Regions from separate parts of the Homo sapiens genome. Here region 2 is linked to region 1. A link is an interaction called in ENCODE POLR2A ChIA-PET data of the cell type or tissue named here. Cell type or tissue: HepG2. All regions are shown on one strand. Links, peaks and the distances in the headings refer to the core of each region. The heading gives the core; the rest is flanking DNA.

Region 1 (4,377 bases), core at 144-4,143:
GGGGAGTGCAGCCTGGCCCTTCAAGGGGCCCGGGGTGCCAGTGAAGTTCAGCGGGCAGTGCAGCATGGTGCCCCTGTAGGCCTCTGGGGGCACAGGCCCCAGGGCTGGGCCCAGAAGGCAGGAGACCAGGCCGGACCCTGCAGGTTTGGCCCCACACTTCTTGGCATCCGCCTCCTTAAGAAAGGGAGACACGGCCCGCAGTCTCTTCCCACTGTGGGCAGCACCCTCTTCCTCCAGGCTGCGCTTGCTGCCCAGGCCTGGGCTACTGGGGAAGGTGGGCGGGAGCGTGGGGCTCTCGGCTGGGACCTTGGCCATGGGGGACACCCAGCAGGCTTTGGGCTTGGGGTAGAGGATGCCCTTTCTGGAGCCACCTTTATGGAACGCAGAAGGGCGGTTAGCGTCTCCGCCCCACACCAGCTGGGGCTCTTTCACTGACAGCCCCTCTTTGCCAGGAGGCCCCAATAGCACCCCATCTTTAAGTCTAGAGAAGAAGTCCCTGGGGTGCTGGCTGACAGGCTTCAGCACCTCGGTGGGGTGGGTGTAGAAGCAGCCCTTGAAGATGGGGGCTGCCGGGCAGGGGCCTGCCTGCGCCTCCTCTCTGAGGCTGCCACCTGGGGCCTGCAATCCCTCCTGAGGGGTCAGCCGGTGCCTGGAGTTCTCAGTCAGCCCTTTGGGGCTCTGGGGACTCTCTGGGAGGTGAACAGCTGGGGACGCCTGGGGCTCTGCCCCATGGCGGCAGCCCTCCTCCTGGCACTGCAAGGCCTCCACCTTGCTCACCTGGGCCAGGAGCTTCTTTTTGGCCAGTGGTGACATGATGCCGTGTGTCCCCTTGCAGTAGAAGCTGGATAGGAGCCGCTTGTAGGCCTCAGGACAGCCGCTGGCACCCACAAAGGACACAGAAGACCCAGAGGCCAGGCCCTGCTGTTCTGTGCTGTTCCTGGGGGGCTCCTGGCTGGGAAGTGGTGCTGGGTCAGCAGCATCTGCTTTGGTCTTTCCTGGCATCATCTGGAATGAGAGAAAGTCTTGCCTCAGGACTGCCTCAGCCCCACATCCTGACCTGAGGAGCAAGAGGTGGCACTTTCAGGCCTGCCCAGGTCCCCCGCCAGCCCCTGCAGTCCTCTGTACAGAATTTTCCAAAGGTGCCCTGTCCTCTGAGTGGACACAGCCTCAGGTGCCTGGTGGGTGGGCGCAGGCTGGAGTTCAGAGTCCACTTGCACAACCATCTGTGGAGAACCTGGAACCTTGCAAGTCCCGCCCTGGGTGCAGGTTCTGTGTATTCTGAGCAGACAGCTCCGCGGCCACAGGGAGTTGTGGGGTAGGGGGCTACAAGAGGCAAGGGACAGGGTGGCCCCAGCCAGCCGCAGGCCTACCTGGTCCATGCGCCGCTCCTCCTTGGCCTTCTTCGGCCTCTCGGTGGCCCCATCATCCCCCCTGTTCTCCTTAGCCATCTTGTACTGTTTCCTGGGCTTGGAGGTGGGCAGCGGCTTGTCATCCTCCCCCTTCAGGTGCCGCACGTATGGCAGGACCAGCCTGGTGAGGAACCACGCATGTCCCCCAGGAGGCCGGCGCCCATCCCCTCCCTGGGCCTCTGTAGCCTCCTCTGAGCCCCCTTCCCCGCCGGCGCCGAGGAAGGCCCTCTCCTGGTCCCAAAGCTTCAGCTCCCTCAGTGAGTGCGCCCAGCCAGCCTGGGCTCCCGCAGCTCTGAGGACGGCGCATACCCTGCCCGCTCCGGGCAGAGTCCACCCGGCCCTCCCGGCAAGGTCGGCCAAAGCCCCGCAGGGTAGGCGGCGTCCAGCACCCGGGCCCGCCCCGCCGTACCTCTCGTAGTGGCGGCGCGTGCACGTGGCCGCGCTGGTGCTGCCTGGGCTGCCCCCCAGCTCGTCGTACACGTTCTTCCAGAGGCGGCGCCCGGTCACCTGCAAGGGCACCTCGTGAGGGCGCGGCCGGCGGGCGCCCCCTGGCGGCGGGGTCCTTGCAGCTCCGGCCGCCCTCGCAGGGACTCGAAGGACTGCAGTTTGGCAGCTGCTCTGCGGCTCCAGCAGCGGCCAGCCGATTCTCTCTCCTAGGGCCATGGACTGCTGGCCCAAGCAGTTTTCCCAACACGGGGCGGGCAGAACAGATGGGGAAGGCTGAAAAGCTGCTTTGAGCAGCAGAGTACCAGCGGGGAAGGCAGGGAGGCAGGGACGCAGGGGTAGGACTGGGGATCCTGGCTCTTCCTCTGTCCAGAGGCAAGGACAGCGCTGCAGGCTCACCCCAGGGATATGCAGTTTGGCAAGGACTGGGAGGTGCCTTCCTTACCAGCTCATAGGCCCCCAGCTTCTCCACTGCTTTGTAGATCTTCCACAGGTTAACTGGGGGAGAGAAGAGCAGGCTGGCCGTCAGTCTCTGTGGGAGGTGGGGACAGCATGCCACCCCTTCCTGGTGCCCTGACAGGCCAGGCACAGACCAGCACACACCCAGCCAGGGCCACTGCAATAGACGGGCAGGCTGTGCCCTGTGCACCCCTGGCCCAGTGGCAGCCTGGAGGGAGGCCTCCTTTCTATCTGCAACCTGGGTCACCCAGAGTGGGAGTGCCTGCCCGATGCCCTGCCTGGGCGGGGTCCCCTGCTGGGCCCCCCTCCCTGCCTGCACCCCAGGGACGCACTCTGCTTGAAGCCGAGATGGGGCACCCTCTCGATGGGCGTGTGTCGCTCCTTCATGAACTTGTAGAGGCTGACCAGGAAGGCCTGCTCCTCCTCCCGCTCCTGCTCCTCCTCCCGCTCCCCGCCTGCCTCGGGGGAGTCCTGGGGAGAGAACAGGAGGCATTGGGATGGGCCCCAGTTGGTGGCTGGCTGCTGGGGATGTGCAGAAACCACTGGCTGCAGGAGGAATAAGGTACCTACCCCAACCCCAGTTTCCCAGAGAACACCTAGCCACTGTTCTGGGAGGGAGTGACTGTTCCTGGGTTCGGCAGACACAGGTGTCAGCTCTCAGCGCCCCAGGACAGGAGCTAGAGTCCAGGACCTCCCCGGAGGCTGGGTACCCCAGAGCAGCTGGCTCCAGAGGCTGCCACGAGAGCAGTCCCCAGCCTTCTCCAGGCCAGGGTCACTTCTCTGTCTTGTTCTTGATTTGTCCTATTTGTGTCAGCTCCTCCGCCAGACTAGGAACTCCAGGAGGGCAGGCTCAGTGTCCCTGGGACTCCCCCATAACCGCAGAGGGAAAAGCTGAAGGAACAAAGGTGCTTGGTGCTTTCTGGTGCCCTGGGGTTACTCTGTGAGGCCCATGTTCCCCGAGCCTCTGTGTGGCCCCAGCCTGCCGTGCTGAGCACAGGGAGGTGAAGCTCTGGGCTTCAATTGCGCACTGCTGTCAGGGGCACAGGACTTTTGGTTGCGGGTCCCAGAGGGGCAATCTCTGCTGATGCCGTTTATCCAGCGAGTGGCTCGGGGCAGAGAGCCTAGGGCCCATACCCTGCTCAGAGAACAGACAGCTTCCAGGACATAAACCATCTGGACTAGGACAGCGCAGACAGCCATGTGTTCCAAAAATATTTGATCCAGCTGGGCACGGTGGCTCACTCCTGTAATCCCAGCACTTTGGGAGGCCGAGGTGGGCAGAGAGATCACTTGAGGTCAGGAGTTTGAGACCAGCCTGGCCAACATGGGGAAATCCCATCTCTACTAAAAATACAAAAATTAGCCAGGCCTGGTAGTGCATGCCTGTAATCCCAGCTACTCGGGAGGCTGAGGCAGAAGAATCATTTGAACCCAGGAGCTGGAGGTTGCAGTGAGCCAAGATTGTGCCACTGCACTCCAGCCTGGGTAACAGTGAGACTCTGTCTAAAAAAAAAAATAATAATTGATTCAAGTTTATTTCAGTGTTTTTACTTTTTTTGTTAGTTGTAAATAGCTTCTGTAATAGCTCAGTGTTTTTAAGGTATTAAAGACCTCTAAGAAGAAACAACATAGGAACTCACATATCACCCATGAAATCATAACATGCTGGGGCCCTGGGGCTGGTCTGTGCAGACCTCAGAAGGAAGGCTCTCTCATAACTGCTCAAGTCAATCTGCTCCTCCAGGCCTCTATTCTGAATTCCTGGCAAGCTGCTAAAGACAACTACCATTTGCAACCACTTTTCTGCATGAATCAGGATATTTTTCCAGACTGTGCCACCAAAGCAAATGGCCAAAATGAATGAAAGCCGGGGCCGACTGTGCTCCGAAAAAGCTGCCTGCAGCTCCCCCTTCAGATTCTGTGCTCATCGAAACAGTCTTGCTGGTCTCACCGAGTGACTTTATACGCCCATGTTATGCATCTGAATGAATGGATGTGAATGTGGTTTTACATCATGGGCTGGAGCTTTTGTCTGTTTAATGGATCAGGGTGGTAGGTCATCTTC
Region 2 (4,377 bases), core at 175-4,174, 52 kb before region 1:
GGTTTTTGGTGTATGTCTGCTGCTGAAAGCCTTGCTGGGCCCCACTCTGTACCCTGCCAGTGTTGCTAGGGCTTGCTGTCCTGTGACCTTTGGATAACAGAGCTCCTTCCTTTGTCTCCAGGTCCAGTTCTTCTGAAGGTGGAGTCTCAGCCAGCCCAGTCCCTTCAGTGGTCTCCAGCAGCACTGCACCCAGTGCCTTGCACACACTGCAGAGCCGCCTGGTGGCCACATCTCCTGGCAGCTCCCTCCCAGGTATCTTGTGGCCCAGCATTCTCCCCTTCCAACACAGAATTTTTGGTCTGCTGCTTCTGGGTGGTCCTGGGAAAGCATCCCTGGAGCTAAATCCATAGGATGGGCCTCTGGGTCTTAGAGTGATCATAGAGGCTTGACGTGAAGCTGGAATTAGCTTGGGCAGAGGGATTCCTTGGCCTTGAATAAATGCAGTGAGTAAATGTCCTGGTCTGCAAGTGAGTAAATGTTCCAGTCTACAGGTGCTGTATCCTCTACTGTAAGGAGAAATAGCCGATAGGACATATATGTATAGTCAGCCTTTCTTATCCACAGGAGATTGGTTCTAGGACCCTCACCACTACCAAAATCCATGGATGCTCAAGTCCCTTATATGAAATTATGTCATACCGTTGGAATTCTATATCCACAGGTTTCTATCCGTGGTTGTTTGAATCTGCAAATCTGCTGTGAAGCTCACAGATAATTGAGAGCTGACTGTGGTTTTACTTTGCTGTTTTAAGCACATCTGCCTGAATAAAACTGGAAATGGTGCTACACTGGGCATTAGCAAAATGAGACATTTTTCTGTCTGTGCTTGTCTCTCTCTTTGTCCTACCCACTAACCCTACTTTGAAAGGCCTGTTGCCTGAGCCCAGCAGGGCCAAGGCATTGCAGAAACCCTCTCCTGGCCAGGCATGGTGACTCACACCTGTAATCCCAACACTTTGGGAGGCCGAGGTGGGTGGATCACCTGAGGTCAGGAGTTTGAGACCAGCCTGGCCAATATGGTGAAACCCCGTTTCTACTAAAAATACAAAAAATTAGCCGGGTGTGGTGGTGGGCACCTGTAATCCCAGCTGCTTGGTAGGCTGAGGCAGGAGAATCGCTTGAACCCAGGAGGTGGAGGTTGCAGTGAGCTGAGATTGTGCCATTGCGCTCCAGCCTGGGCAACGAGAGCGAAACTCCGTCTCAAAAAAAAATAAAATAAAATAAACCCTTTTCCTTTAAGAGAACCTTTCTTATTGCTTTGAGGCTACTTCCTTACTGCTTTGATTGTGTGAGGCGAAGTGAAAGTTGGATATTTATAATTCTTTTGGCTTAAAAAGTTCTTCCCTGGAAAGAAAGGAACAAACTTGGATTTCTCAAAATGGTCTAAAATGTATGACTGATGGTTTGCAGCAGGTGCAGAGCAAGTCCGGGGCAGTGTCTGGCACAGTACCTTTCCTGTGTGGCATCCATTGCGTGTGTGCCTAGTTGGGGAGAGCTTCCTGCCTTCTCTCTGAGGACGGGTGTCCAAGGGCAAGCACCACTGGTGTTTTAGTTGGTGGTGAGGGTGGATGGATGTGGCTGCTCTCGGGATAGTGCAAGTGATTGAGTCTCTACTGATTCCTGCTATGTCCTCTCTTAGGGGCCACATCAGCCAGCAGCCTCCTCCAAGGCCTCAGCTTCAGCTTGCAGGATATCAGCAGCAAGACCTCTGGCCTTCCAGCAAATCCCTCCCCAGGACCAGCCCCACAGGTGCACATCTGCCATCTGCTGGGCTGGGCAGGTGTAGGGAGGAGGCCTCCTCAGCTTAGTTGGTTTTGGCAGGGAAACTAGGTCTGGAGTCAGTGGATCAAGGACAAACAGCCTTCTAGCTACATAGCAGGGAACTTACAAAAGTTAAGGTCTATCATTTACTGTGTGACCTTGGGCAAGTTTCTTGACCACTCTGTTTTTGTTTCTTTGTCTATAAAATGAGGTAATAATAGTACCTCCCTCATAGAGTTGTTATAAGAATGAAATAATATATGCAAAATGCCTGGAAGAGTACCTTGCATGTAGTAGGCACTCAATACATGTTAGCCTTTAATAATATGCTGTGGGCCCTCCAAGCTCGAATGTTGCTGTTGGGCGACAGCTTCTGATCACCTGGGCTTGTGTGTCCCACAGGCCACCAGTGTGAAGTTGCCCACCCCCATGCAGAGCCTGGGTGCCATCACCACGGGCACCAGCACCATTGTCCGTACCATTCCTGTGGCCACCACTCTCTCCTCCTTGGGTGCCACTCCTGGTGGGAAGCCCACAGCCATCCACCAGCTGCTGACCAATGGGGGCCTCGCTAAGTTGGCAAGCAGCCTCCCTGGCCTGGCTCAGATCTCTAACCAAGCATCAGGTGAGTCTCTCATGAGAACTGTGGGGACTCCCAGATCTGGGATCTTTCCCCCAGGACCTTCCCATCTCATGTGGGCAAGGTATGATGTTGAAACCAGTCCCACAGGGTCCTGGCATTGACCTTTGGATTCAGCTGTGTGGACCCATCCCCCAGAGAGGTTGAGAGAACACAGGCTGTTTCCTGTTGCCTTTCAGATTGACTGATAGGGCATAGATGACCCAGCTGGGGAGGAGGCCAAGGGACTGTGTTATGTGGGGGAGAAGCTCTCCAGGAAAGGAAAGCCTCAGTAGAAGGTGGAGAGTGTGACTCAAAAATTCTGCTTCTCTCTCTTTATCTCAGGCTTGAAGGTCCCCACCACCATTACTCTGACACTTCGTGGCCAGCCGAGCAGGATCACTACACTGAGCCCTATGGGCTCAGGAGCAGCCCCATCCGAGGAGTCCTCTTCCCAGGTGCTGCCCTCCAGCTCACAGGTGAGTCTGCCAGGAAGGACTGAGGACATGGGCTTCATTATTGGGAAGTTTAAGACCAGCTGACTGGCTGATTGAAGGGGCTGCCCATGCACTGGACAGACGAGATTCAGATTCAAATTCAAATCTGTATTCTGGAGTTTGTGGCTTTATAATATTGAGCGAATCATGGACATCTTTGAGCTTCCTCTTCTACATCCCTCCCTTGATATTGTGAAGAGTACATATGTTCAAGTGGGTAGCAGTGTCTAGTATTTAATGTTTTTGTTTACTTTTCCTTTCGTTTCATTTTTTTCTCATCCTTGGTTTCATCCTTCAGAGGTTATGAGTAGAGGCTACTTGGCTAATGCTCTTTCTTTGTTTTTATTTTTATTTTTTGAGATGGAGTCTTGCTCTATCGCCCAAGCTGGAGTGCAGGGGTGTGATCTCGGCTCCCTGCAACCTCCACCTCCCCGGTTCAAGCAATTCTCCTGCCTCAGCCTCCCAAGTAACTGGGATTACAGGCGCCCGCCACCATGCCCGGCTACAACAGGGTTTCACTGTGTTGACCAGGCTGGCCTCGTACTCCTGACCTCAAGTGATCTACTTGTCTCGGCCTCTGAAAGTGCTGGGATTACAGGTGTGAGCCACCGCTCCTGGCCCTTTCTTTGTTTTTAAGGACATGGAGACAGAGATATCTCACTATGTTGCCCAAGCTGGCCTTGAACTCCAAGGTTTAAGTGGTCCTCCCGCCTCGGCCCCCAAGTATAATACTCTTTCTTTGACATTGGCTTTCTAGCACTGTGCCTTCCCATATCTTAGCATTTATTGCTGTCTTTTTAGGGCACAGCTAGGTTTTTATAGGTCTCACCCAGGAAGTCATGATTAGTTTCTCTTAGCTGATCTAATTTCCCCTGTGACCTTTTCAAGTCAAATATTTCTAATCTTAAAATGGTAATCTGAGGAGCCACTCAAAGATTAGAAGTTAAGCCAAAAAACAGTTTGAGTCTAGTACTGAGTGTGCTTTCCTTCAGTATCCGCTATACAGCCAAGGCCTTCCTGTGTCTCCCTGTCCTTTCCACCATGTCAACCTGCTTGTGAACTGGAGGTGCAGTGATAGTTCCTGAGCCATTCTAAAAGCTCTTCTGTCTCTTCCTCTTTAGGGAAAATACTGCACAGAGGTCAACACCTGACATTCGTTGGGATCATAGCTACCTTTTTTTGCAGAGGGATGGAAATGTTTTAATTTTATCTTATTTCTTATTTTTTCAATTATAAAAATGATTATGCTTATTTTAAATAATTCAAACATTATAGAAATAATTAATTTAGAAAGGGAAAGTTTCCCATGATGCTACTCCTAGAGATGATGTTCACTGTTAATAGCCTGATATGGATCCATTCAAATTTTTTTTTCTACACAAAGTATGTTATTTTATTTATTTTGTACAAATATGGGATTACAGAGTATGGACTGTTTTGTAACTTGCCTTTTTTTATAAATCATGTCGTGACACGTTTCCCTGTCTGTGTCTTTTCAGA

Evidence for each region. Peaks named below come from ENCODE experiments on the same cell type or tissue, not always from the same donor. Only the 100,000 strongest peaks of a DNase experiment are listed, where the experiment ranks them.
Region 2: POLR2A ChIA-PET joins it to region 1 with 8 read pairs; 5 of 35 experiments call an interaction of 5 or more read pairs at or near these places.

The regions. Positions count from the first base shown.
Region 1 is chr2:96,547,727-96,552,103 of GRCh38, reverse strand. It overlaps ARID5A (AT-rich interaction domain 5A), which reads right to left. Exons shown (of 7, transcript NM_212481.3): 3 at 2,645-2,783; 4 at 2,299-2,351; 5 at 1,819-1,916; 6 at 1,371-1,530; 7 at 1-1,005. Among named protein-coding and RNA genes, the nearest start is that of ARID5A, 13 kb to the right of the region's middle. RefSeq lists an enhancer at 89-148. In HepG2, for the core only: a CTCF peak has its summit at 1,948 (motif pointing left); DNase peaks (open chromatin) are centred at 1,213 and 1,893; H3K4me3 peaks cover 917 bases.
Region 2 is chr2:96,600,125-96,604,501 of GRCh38, reverse strand. It overlaps KANSL3 (KAT8 regulatory NSL complex subunit 3), which reads left to right. Exons shown (of 21, transcript NM_001115016.3): 17 at 122-252; 18 at 1,640-1,749; 19 at 2,164-2,386; 20 at 2,726-2,859. Among named protein-coding and RNA genes, the nearest start is that of KANSL3, 36 kb to the left of the region's middle. In HepG2, for the core only: CTCF peaks have their summits at 213 (motif pointing left) and 1,766 (motif pointing left); DNase peaks (open chromatin) are centred at 181 and 2,521.